Regions from separate parts of the Homo sapiens genome. Here all the other regions are linked to region 2. The links are chromatin contacts, found by Hi-C in ENCODE. All regions are on one chromosome and are shown on one strand. The core of a region is the stretch at or near the end of the contact, and the rest is flanking DNA. Distances in the headings are between cores, read along the strand shown. Region 1 holds the start of CFAP44 (cilia and flagella associated protein 44). Region 2 overlaps NEPRO-AS1 (NEPRO antisense RNA 1). Region 3 overlaps SIDT1 (SID1 transmembrane family member 1). Region 4 overlaps SPICE1 (spindle and centriole associated protein 1).

Region 1 (2,700 bases), core at 122-2,621, 390 kb before region 2:
TACCATTTAATAAGTAATAGCAAGGATAATCATTTTTTTAAGCCCTGGAAAATCTTGATTAAAGAGGACATTTCAGTATTGCAAATAAATGCATGGTATTTGTGTAACATTGTGGAAACTAATAAACACAAATTGTATTATAGCAATTTTTTCTTGCCAATTTTATTGACAAATAATTTATATACAATAAATGACATCCATTTAAAGAGAACAGTTTATTGGCTTTTGGCAGTTGTATATACCCATGAAATTACCACCACAATGAAGACACAGCATTTCTATCATTTCTAAGATTCCTTGTGTCTCTTTCCAGTGCATCTCACTAAGTCCTAGGCAACCACTTTGCCCAAGTCTCTAGACTATCTTGGATGTGGAATGACTTTGTGTATGTTTAACTTTTGAAGAAACCTCTCAAATAGTTTTCCAAAGTGGTTATGCCATTTTACATTCCCAACAGCAGTGTATGCGAGTTCCAGTTGCTCCATATCCTTCTGCATTTGGTGTTAGCAATCTTTGAAGTTTTACCCCTTCACGTGGATGTGGAGTTATGTGTATTGTGGTTTCTATTTCCCTTATGACTACTTTTAAGCATCTATCCATGTGCTTATTGGCCATACATATATCTGATTTGGTGAAGTATTCAAATCCTTTGCCCATTTAAGAAATTGGGTGGTTTTTTCTTATTGAATTATAAGAGTTCTTTATACATTCTGTATACAAAGTCCTTTGTCACATATTGGAATGACCATTTTAAAACAAGTATTTGGTAACTAATAACGTTAGGCTAGGTACTTTAAAAAACAATATGACCACAGTACTACAGAGAGGTTGAACAAACTGCTAAACCTAGAAATCTGTCAAGGGAGGCCTATACTTTTGTGCCCAGAGCGCTGCGACCAAGAAACCCACAACATAAAACCTGATTTACTCTTAAAAGCCAACAGAGATAATATAGTTTTAAAAATAACAAAAATCCCACGATGTATCTTTGTTGTTGATGTTGCCGGCAAGCTGCCTACTATCTCCCAGGACCCCTCTTAAAATCGAAGTTAAAACCTCAACATAGGAACGCCGCGATCAGGGCTCCGTTGGGCCATTTTGGAATATCAGGCAGGTATCTTCGACGGTATTCATGTCATTTAATTATCTACATGACGTCCTTTAGGGGATAATAAACTCGTCGGGCTTTTCTGTTTGGCTTTGAACCAGTGTCATGAGGCGGAGAAGGCCCGACCAAAGGGCGGATAGGTACCGGGTTCCCGGAGAGCTGGACGCCGGCCGCGCATGCGCCCCACGGCCCGCCCTGGTTCCGCCTCCCTGGAAGAGGGGTGGCGTTGTCTCGGTAACCGGAGTAAACGGAGGCCTCCGGCAGACGCTGTGAAGAGAGGAGCCGCGGCGGTCAGTACCTTCGGTGAGTTTGGACCTCAGCAGCCGGCAGTTTCCACACCCTCCCCCTTAAATCTGTGGCTCAGAGGGCAGTGAACCCCACTTGGGCTTCTCTCAGGCTGGACCAGTGTTATAGCCTTCGTCCTCCCTGCGGTAGCTCAGCAAACTTTTGAAGCCACGAGTATTCTCAGGCTCGGAGCTAGACACTGTGTGCACGGTTCCTGCCTGCAAGACCCTGTCAGTCTGACCGGGCGGAAGCCAGCCAGGCAGCAGGAGCACAGCTTAGACCCGGCCAAGTCAGAGCAGCAGCGAGTCAGCTGGGAAGGTGCTGGGGCTCCCCGCTCCAGTGAGACACCTGCCCTGCGCTCAGCTGGGTGCGACGCTTGGCACGCTGGGCCCTCTGCACTTCGGCTTCCTCATCTCCAGAAAGAAAGGTGATAATGTGACCTCATGGAGTTATTATTAAACAGGATAATACAAGTAAAGTGCTTAGCACATGCATGACACATAGTAGGTGCACATAAATATTTGTCGGATAATAGGTAAAGACAGTCGCATACATGTGTGCTGCTCAGTGTGTCCAGTCTATCATGAGTTGCTAAGGGTGCGTACTGATGAAAATCTTTGAGAGGAGAAGGCTAAGGAGGCTAGGGAGAGAGAGAGGGTGACTGTAGCTGGGCTGCAATAAGCTACAGACCCTCTGACAAGGGACCTTTACACCAGACCGAGGAATCTGAGCTCTTATTTGATAGCAGTGATGAGCCATTAGAGGTTTTAAGCAAGAGTGACACATTAAAAGCTGTGTTTTAGAAATACAAGCGATAGTGTAGAAAATGGGTTACAGAAGGGAAGACAAAGTATGACGGTACAGTAATGGTAGAGGTGAGACACAGTGAGGACTGGAACTACAGAGGGACAGCAGGGACAGTAGGAATGAAGGGAGGGGAGGAATTCAAAAGGCTTAATCACTGGACACCAAGTAACAGGACTTGGAAATCATCTACATGAATTGGGTGAGAGGAACGGATTCAGAGTAAATACGCTGCTTTCTCATCTGTAAAATAATGACAGTAATAATAATGGATAGCAAGACTTTGTCTCAAAAATAATAATAATAGGCTGTGCGCGGTGGCTGACGCCTGTGATCCCAGCACTTTGGGAGGCGGAGGTGGGTAGATCACCTGAGGTCAGGAGTTCGAGACAAGTCTGGCCAACATGGGGAAACCCGTCTACTAAAAATACAAAAATTAGCCGGGCGAGGTGGTGTGCGCCTGTAATCGCAGCTACTCGGGAGGCTGAGGCACGAGAATCGCT
Region 2 (2,980 bases), core at 206-2,705:
TTAGGAAATACAGTGCCATCTAAGCCTATTTTCAACCTTTTGAACAAAGGTATCCGCCCAGAAATAATTTCCCAATGTGAAGGGGAGGAAGAAGATTATAGGGCACACCCTTCCTTCAGATTAAAGAAGGCTGCTTACTAAAGTTTGTACACTAGTGGTTCTCAAATCGTTAAGCTCAGGGAACATTTTCAAAATACTGGGATTTCTGATGGCACACTTAATGGGATTAAATGGAATCCACTGTGATTATCATACTACAATGGCATTCATACATTAAAGTTAAAAGGATACAACCTATGTGCCCAGAGAGAAAGAGAGGTTACAATTGAAAAAGTCAGACCATCCTCCCACCTTTCCACTCAGAAAGTGTATGCCCCATGGTAGGTTTGCCAGGTAAAATACAGGAGGCCAAGTTCATTTTGAATTTCAGATACATAATGAATATTTTTGAATATAAGTTTGTCCCATGCTAAACTCATTTATCGGAAATTCAAATGTAACTGAATACCTTGTATTTTTATTTGCTAAATCCAGCAACCCTCCTGAGAGAGCGTTAGATGGGAGTCTTCCATTCATTCCACCAGTATCTGTGCCCACACACTTCTCCTGGGTGAGCTTCTTGCTCCTTTAGATATGATTGTTGTTAACGATGCATACAACATGGCCCCTAAATCCAAGCCAACTACTTCAGCTAGTGTCAACCTAAAGAAATCACAATCTGTGTTAATGCTGGAGGGACTTACTGAGAGACGGTATGTTTGTCTCTGATATGGTACATTCCCTAAGTGTTTTTGTTATTTGGCAAACATTAATTGAGCATCAGAAATGTTCCGGGCACTTAGGATGGAACAAGAAACTAAACATTGCTGTTCTCATGGTGCCTACATACTTGTGGGAGGAGACTGTTCGATGCTCATTTTTATCCCAGAGTTGACCTGAGTTAGATGTGAGTTCATGTATCAGCTGCAACACACTTTAGGACCTTGTTATTTGAATACCTCTGCTTTCTGCCCTGATTATGTTTTCTCGTATATTCCTGAGGCAAAGTTCTTTCTATGCCAGCATCTCCCACAGTAGACCTTATGAAGATAGACAGCAATAAATACTGGTGTAAAAGATAAAGCTTTTAGGAACATGACTCTCTTAACTGAAAACTTTTTGTGTCTTGGCATGTGTGCATGTGCTTATGTGTGTTTGTGAGTATACAGATAATGCACAAATAATGGGTTTCCTGGAAATGTTGGTTGTACAGAGACTATCTTTCTTGATCATTTTTGTCCCCAAAGCAAGCACTTGAAAGAATTCAGTAACAACTTCTTGAGCAGAAAAGATGGCCTCTGCTCAGAGCTTGGTGCAGCAGCAGACACTGAAATGTGGCTTGGCTCTGTCTCTTGGCATAGTTCTAGGGTGTTATGTTCCACGAGAGGCCTTGGAGGGAGGAGGCACTGGTACCTTTTCAGAATCTCGTCAAATCAGGCACAGACTTGCTGGCAGCCACAGCAAAGGGATCTTACTGATCTTTGCCCAACTCTCAGGAGGTAACTGGCAAGACAGAAGAAAGCAAAACAAGCAACCAAATCCGAGGCCTTATAAATTTGACTTGGAAATTTTGTCTCAAGGCTGTCAAAGAGTAGAAATAATGATTTCATTTTCTCCAAGTCCCATTCTTGGGCATTTCGTATTTAACGCAGATAAAACACATTCGAGTACCTATCAACTTTTTTTCTTTCTTTTTTTTTTTTTAGTCTAGCCGTTCTCAGCATCAGGTGACTCTGCTCCTTGAAAATACATTTAAGTGATGCCATTCCTGTCCAAAACCACCACTGACTCCTTCTTCAGAGGGCAAGCCTTGAAATCATGTGCATTTGCCTGTGAGACGTTTCTCCGATTATCTGAAAATCTTCTGCCAGGGATAAGGCGATTTGTCTCCATTCTGTCTGAGGTTGCGGATCTTGGTTTGCAGAGGAGGGCTGCAACGTAGTAGGTTCCTCCACGTGGCTTCTCACTGAAGCCAGAATGACTCATTTAGAGAGTAATCTTGGTGCGGCCTCTTGCTGCCCTCTGGTGGAGAAAACGGGTATTGAACAAGCCATAACGACTGATCTCTGAGGCAAATGCTGTGAAGTGTCAGCGCAAAGGTCCACGGGGAATAATTACACTTCAAGCTATTATCTAAATGAACGGAGTTCATCTAAATGAATGGAGTTGGAACGGTTGTTCTATGAGAATCTGATTTCTCAGCAAGAGAAGTTTTAATTCCATCCCCTTTTTATTTCTGTTTGCTGCGAACTGGTTTCTCATTTCTCCACACTTGCTCTTCCTTTTCGTGAACAATCATTTTGTGTATTTTGAGATCATTATAAAATTCTTGTACGCTCATTTTAAAACATTTCCAGAAAGTGAAAGTCAGCATGTGACCCAGGAAAATTCTAATTCTTAAAACACTCAAGACTCTAAACTAGGGTTTAGACCTATATATTCAGATCTAATTCCAAACCAAAATTCATTTCAGAAGTTTAAATAAAACGTATTAGTCTTATGCCTTCTGAGTCTTTGATTCAAATGAGAGGCTTCTTTTTTTATTTTTTTATTTTATTATTATTATACTTTAAGTTTTAGGGTACATGTGCACAATGTGCAGGTTAGTTACATATGTATACATGTGCCATGCTGGTGTGCTGCACCCATTAACTCGTCATTTAGCATTAGGTATATCTCCTAATGCTATCCCTCCCTCTTTCCCCCACCCCACAACAGTCCCCAGAGTGTGATGTTCCCCTTCCTGTGTCCATGTGTTCTCATTGTTCAATTCCCACCTATGAGTGAGAACATGTGGTGCTTGGTTTTTTGTCCTTGTTGCGATAGTTTACTGAGAATGATTATTTCCAATTTCATCCATGTCCCTACAAAGGACATGAACTCATCATTTTTTATGGCTGCATAGTATTCCATGGTGTATATGTGCCACATTTTCTTAATC
Region 3 (2,818 bases), core at 12-2,511, 500 kb before region 2:
CTGCTTTCTAAATGAGCAAAACCAATCATCTGCAAACATCTTCCTCTTCAAAGACAACTTCTTGAGACAAGCAGAAGGGACTTCAGGGAAGGCCATGTTTAAGAGAGAAAACCATTTTTAATTGTGGAAAGAACATTGTGGCAGAGATGATCTATGCCACTTGAATTCACTCTGATGCTCAGAGGAGATGTTCCTCTTTTAATGGTTGAAGGTAGATGGCAGCAACACCCCAGCTTTTCCCCCTGTCACATCTTGGTTCCTGCCTATGTCTGGGCCCACGAAGTTGTTTCTAACAAACGCCCCAGCTTCAGCTCCCTCCATGAAGATGTTTGGTGGGGTTGGTTTTGGGGTTACTCAGCATCCAAAACCCTTGCATGTTCTGGAGGAACTACTCCTCCTCCAACCCACTGTGTGAATTTTGCGGGAAGCAAGGCTGCCCATGGATGTCAAAGGGGCCGGATACAGGACCTGTGCTTGGGTAGATGGATATGCCCATTTGGTACATTCAATTGTGAGTAAATGACACAAAAATGAAGGGAGAGTTTCAAGTTCACTGGCAGTGGTGATATCAATAGGGTCCACAGCAGCGGGGTCCAGGGGTGACCATATCTAGTGGCAGTGGAGGCAGTGGTGTGGGGGAAGAACCCCAAGCAAACCATTCCTGTGGCATGACTGCTGCTATAATTTCCTGCAGCGTAGTCTCCCTTGGTCCCGAAATGTTGTCTGAGCCCAGTAACTTACTTTTGTGAGCTACTGGATATCTTTTTAATGAATTCTTTTCCTGCTTATATTTGCCAGTTGCTTTCTGTTGTTTGTAGCTAAGACCCTTGCACGAACCTATGTCCTCTTTCCTTTTCTGTCCATGTCACTCACACCTCACAGCCATTTTAGAGTCTCCCTGTCTACAAACCTCCCCAAATCTTCATTGCACACCTAGATCTCACCACTGTTTGTCTCCCTCCTTATCCTCCAATGCTTATCCCTTTGTTAACCAGAGGAACATTGTCTGACTCTTAGAAAGCTATAATTCTTCCTCCCCGGTGAAGGTGATATGGAGAGAAAGGGAGCGCAAATACAGGATATTTTTTAGAAGGCAGGAGAAAAGAAGAAAATACAACTGTGGACACTCAAATGTTAACTTTTTGGCCCATAACATATGCTCCAGGTAGGCGTTTATTTAAGATAGGTGTGAGTCACGTTGTTCACAAAAGGGCAGTTAAATCTAGAGGGACAGAAACAGTCGGTTAGTCCTGTTTGTCATGGCTTATCTTCATGGTGGCTTAGTGGGGACCCAGAAATACCAGTTCTCAGGAATAACACTTCCCTGAAGTAACAGACAGGCCAACTGCTCGGGTCTCCAAGATGCCCTGTTCCTGACACAAAGAAGGAACCCAGCATTGATGAAAATAAAACACACACACTACACACACACACACACACACACACACACACCCCTAAAACTTTACCCCCGGGATCCACAGGGAGTCAGAGTAAGACCATGGTTCATGGGAGGCTGTGGCTCTTTGAAACACTAAAGAAAATTTGACAACTTTATAGTTTTACTTAGTATCAACCCAGCTTGCCTGGTACACAGACAAACAGATGGCTGGACAATTCGTTGGGGGAAAACGATAATAAAAAATCTTGTTTCAGTTTTCAGTAATTGTAAGGGAGTCAGACATAGTCTTAAATTGCATGATCAAAAGACACGACTGTGAAAATATGATATTTAAAAATTATTTTTGTTGTTGATAAGCATAGCTGATGTGCTCTCGTGGGCACATCTTGTGATTTAGTACAACTATCTTGAGGAAATACCCTTGGGAACTTGAGTTACATTCCTGGCTATGCTTCAAACTAGTACATGATTTTGGGCAAGTAATTTATATCACTTACTCTCAGTTTTCTTCTTTGTTAAGTGGGAAGAGATTGGGAGATTTAAAAGGTACTTTGAACCTCAAAACAGAAATACCATTCGAACCAGTAATCACATTACTGGGTATATGCCCAAAGGAATGTAAATCATTCTATTATAAAGACATCTGCATGCATATGTTCACTGCAGCACCATTCACAATAGCAAAGACATAGAATCAACCTAAATGTCAATCAATGATAGATTGGATAAAGAAAATGTGGTATATATGCACCATGGAATACTACACAGCCATAAAAGAGAATGAGATTATGTCCTTTGCAGGGACATGGATGGAGCTGGAGGCCATTATCCTTAGCAAACTAACACAGGAACAGAAAACCAAATACCGCATGTTCTCACTTATAAGTGGAATCTAAATGATGAGAACACATGGACACATAGAGGGGAGCAACACACATTGGGGCCTGCTGGAGGGTGGAGGGTGGGAGGAGAGAGAGGATCAGGAAAAATAACTAATGGGTACTAGTCTTAGTTGAGTGATAAAATAATCTGGGTGATGAAATAATCTGTACAACAAAGCCCCATGACACCTATACAACAAACCTGCACATATACCCCTGAACTTAAAATAAAAGTTTAAAAAGAAATAAAATAAAATTTCAAGAAAAAAACTTAAAAAAATTTTTTTAAAGGTCTTTTGAATTCTTAAAATATAGCTACCTCTTTCCTATGGTTCAAAGGATTTTTACATGTTTCTTTTAGCGATGGACAAAAAAACCCAGAAAAAAAGTCTCAAATGCAAGCCCAATTATATTTCTGTAGCTAAAGAGAATTGACAAAGATAAGTTCATTGACTTGGATAAAGGAAATGATGGCACATGACATCAATACAAATATATACTGACTGCCCAAGTAACATGTGTTCTTCATCTTCCGCCA
Region 4 (2,803 bases), core at 202-2,701, 450 kb before region 2:
TAACACTTGAGATCTGTGGCGCGTATCTCTTCTTGTACTTCAGGAACTCTATTTCCCTGACTTCTGTATTTTCAGTGACCCACTCCCACATGAGGCCATTGAAGGGCTATAAACACTACATTATTATTTCTTGGTAGTAGTGTGATGATCATGAAATGAGTGTGTCTTTGCCAAAGATGACTCGGTGGATTTTGTACCTTTTACATTGTGCTCAGTTAGTGTGTGTATATGTGTGTATGTGTATGTTAAAAAAAAATGCTGGTTTTGACCCATGAATTGATTTTATCATCCATTAAGTGAGTCCCAACCTGTGGTTTGAAAAACACTAGTTTGCTGGATAGTCTTGCAGAAAAGTAGTAGAAATTATTATTTCTTTCTGTACATCTTTTAGGTAGGTTTACCAGTTCTATATACTGCTTTCTTTAAGATCATTTTTGAAAATTTAGGGGACTGAAAATTTTGGCTATGAATATATATAAACATGCACATATTGGACCAGAAAAAGTTTAAAAAGTGATGAACTAGAGTAGGTGATCTCATCATCTGAATAGGCAACTTCTTTGTGTCTGAAACATTCCTTTATGTACTTTTCTCTTCTGTATAGGTACGCCGTCATGAAATACACAAATCGAAGAATAGAGCATTAGTACACTGGGAACTCCAAGAAAAAGCTTTGAAGAGAAAATGGAGGAAGCAGAAACCAGAAACTTTAAATCTTGAGAAAAGAAGATTGTCTATCATGAAGGAGGTAATGCTAAACTGCATTAGAGTTAGAAAGAAAAAAAGGAGATAAATAGGGTTCTTTGTTTTTCTTCAATTTGATTCACGTTGGAGAGACTCTAGTAATCACTGCATTCTTATTCAATAATCTACATGTGGACTTCAAAAAAAGCAACAGAGTGGTGACTGGAGTCTGGTTTGGTGGTTTGAATTCCTGTTCTACTACTTACCAGCTGTGTGACCCTAAGTAAATTATTTAACTTTTCAGCCTGAATTTTCTCATATTTAAAATTATTATTTGCTTGTATTGCTATGAGATTTCAGTGATATAATACTTACAAAGTGAATAGCACAATCTTTGCTTATTCCTCTTTTTGTATATAAGCTGCTATAATAATTTTTCTCAGTAAAGTGATTAGCACAATCTTTTCTTATTCCTCTTTTTATATATAAGCTGCTATAATTATTTTTCTCAGTTTAACAGCAGTGCTGTTAGGTTACTTTGAAAAAAAAATGATGTTGTATGCTTGTCCAACTGAGTAATAAGCAACTTGTCTTTGGCTTAACCTTTTGCCAGACGTGGGGTGTTCAGATAAGTAATCAGATATGTAGGGATAAACAATATGGGAAATAAGAGGAAACTACAGCAAATAACCTTTTTAAATTTGAGCTGAAGTCATTGTGAAGGAATGTGCTTTGTCTGTAGTGTTGCTCCTTGTTCATATTGAAGCTTATGTACAGCACTTAGCTGTCTGACCTTTCACGGCAGCTTTGAATCATACATTTTCTTTTGAGGAATTTGTTAGGCTTCTTATTGAAATAAAGTCTCAGTCTTAGACATCATCAGGAAGAATAATATCTCCCAAATAAATGTTTACATGAGCTTGAGAAAAGAACAGTGGCTTGATTGAGAGAATGCTTCTTTACAGGTAAGTATCTTTTGGTGATCTTGGACAAGTCGCATACATTTAAATGTTATGGGGTAATTCTCAGTGAAAGGCCTAAAAACACAGATCTCACCACGAAAAAAGGCAGCCTGCTTGGATTGCATCAGACTCTGGGCTTATTTTCCTTTCTCTAGTGGTTCCTGCTCATGTCCTGAATTTCTCATACAAGTTATAGATGTGGTAGAAGTAGGTGTTTAAAGAAGGGTGGTGAGAGACGATGAGTGATGTTTCTTTGCCTTCTTTTTGTAGATCTGCTGCCTCAGGCACTAGTATAGTGGTTCTCAACTCTCACTGCACATTAGAATCAGTCAGGGTCAAGAAGCTCCATTAAAAAAATATATAACAGCTGGGTGTGGCAGCTCATGCCTGTAATCCCAGCATTTTGGGAGGCCAAGGCGGGCAGATCACCTGAGGTCAGGAGTTCAAGACCAGCCTGGCCAACATGGTGAAACCCCATCTCTACAAAAATACAGAAATTAGCTGAGCATGATGGCGGGTGCCTGTAATCCCAGCTACTTGGGAGGCTGAGGTGGGAGAATTGCTTGAACCTGGGAGGCGGAGGTTGCAGTGAGCCGAGATTGGTCCATTGCACTCCAGCCTGTCTCAAAAACAACAACAGCAAAACCAAAAAAAAAAAAAAGCCCTAAAGATTAGCTGGGTACAGTGGCAGGTGCCTGTAGTCCCAGCTACTCAGGAGGCTGAGGCAGGAGAATCGCTTGAATCCGGGTTGCAGTGAGCTGAGATTGTGCCACTGCACTCCAGCCTGGGCAACAGAGTGAGACTCTGTCTCAAAAAAAAAAAAAAAAAAAAAAGCTCTCTTTCTCTCTCTCTCTCTCTATGTATGTATGCATATATATATAACTATATCTGGACTCTATACCCAGAGATTCAGATTTAGTTGACCTAGGATGTGGCCCCATGTAGGTGTTTTTTAGACAGTTCCTATGTAATTTGAATGTGCTGCAGGGGTTGAGCACCTCAGCTCTCATCAGGATTCAGGTATTTTCTCTCTACCAGCATATCTTGGGATAATTTCCTGTCAGTGCTTAGACATCTACCTTTTCTTTTTGATGGCCATTAGCATATAGATGTACCACAATTTATTTATCCTGTGCTTTATTGGTGAACACTTAGGT

What was found. A loop is a pair of places that touch in the nucleus more often than their neighbours do. Pooled maps may share reads with other maps.
Region 1: a loop to region 2 is called in a pooled map, with 3 times the contacts of the local background. The contact joins the promoter of CFAP44 here to the enhancer-like site in region 2. A Hi-C loop is called at or near these places in 1 of 37 single-sample maps with no recorded cell type and 8 of 50 pooled maps.
Region 3: a map of B cell shows a loop between it and region 2 (25-fold over the local background). The contact joins two enhancer-like sites. A Hi-C loop is called at or near these places in 4 of 168 maps with a recorded cell type or tissue (B cell, CD8-positive, alpha-beta T cell and naive thymus-derived CD4-positive, alpha-beta T cell) and 8 of 50 pooled maps.
Region 4: a map of MCF 10A shows a loop between it and region 2 (8-fold over the local background). The contact joins two enhancer-like sites. A Hi-C loop is called at or near these places in 12 of 168 maps with a recorded cell type or tissue (CD4-positive, alpha-beta memory T cell, CD8-positive, alpha-beta T cell, IMR-90 and 7 more), 15 of 37 single-sample maps with no recorded cell type and 17 of 50 pooled maps.

What each region holds. Positions count from the first base shown.
Region 1 is chr3:113,440,164-113,442,863 of GRCh38, reverse strand. It overlaps CFAP44 (cilia and flagella associated protein 44), which reads left to right and starts at 1,371. Exons shown (of 35, transcript NM_001164496.2): 1 at 1,371-1,411. SPICE1 (spindle and centriole associated protein 1) reads left to right here. Exons shown (of 18, transcript NM_144718.4): 18 at 1-146. SPICE1-CFAP44 (SPICE1-CFAP44 readthrough (NMD candidate)) reads left to right here. Exons shown (of 52, transcript NR_183050.1): 20 at 1,210-1,411.
Region 2 is chr3:113,050,471-113,053,450 of GRCh38, reverse strand. All of the region lies in intron 1 of NEPRO-AS1 (NEPRO antisense RNA 1), which reads right to left. It overlaps LOLI1 (lncRNA oncogene in liver cancer 1), which reads left to right. Exons shown (of 3, transcript NR_189285.1): 3 at 1,746-2,538. Among named protein-coding and RNA genes, the nearest start is that of RMP64, 32 kb to the right of the region's middle. RefSeq lists an enhancer at 1,748-1,927. Within about 2 kb of position 1,455, at least 5 of the 41 ENCODE cell types and tissues checked have a DNase peak (open chromatin) inside an H3K27ac peak, as active enhancers do.
Region 3 is chr3:113,550,459-113,553,276 of GRCh38, reverse strand. All of the region lies in intron 1 of SIDT1 (SID1 transmembrane family member 1), which reads right to left. Among named protein-coding and RNA genes, the nearest start is that of SIDT1, 19 kb to the right of the region's middle. Within about 2 kb of position 1,261, at least 3 of the 41 ENCODE cell types and tissues checked have a DNase peak (open chromatin) inside an H3K27ac peak, as active enhancers do.
Region 4 is chr3:113,497,384-113,500,186 of GRCh38, reverse strand. SPICE1 (spindle and centriole associated protein 1) reads left to right here. Exons shown (of 18, transcript NM_144718.4): 4 at 605-748. SPICE1-CFAP44 (SPICE1-CFAP44 readthrough (NMD candidate)) reads left to right here. Exons shown (of 52, transcript NR_183050.1): 4 at 605-748. Among named protein-coding and RNA genes, the nearest start is that of SPICE1, 16 kb to the left of the region's middle. Within about 2 kb of position 1,451, at least 3 of the 41 ENCODE cell types and tissues checked have a DNase peak (open chromatin) inside an H3K27ac peak, as active enhancers do.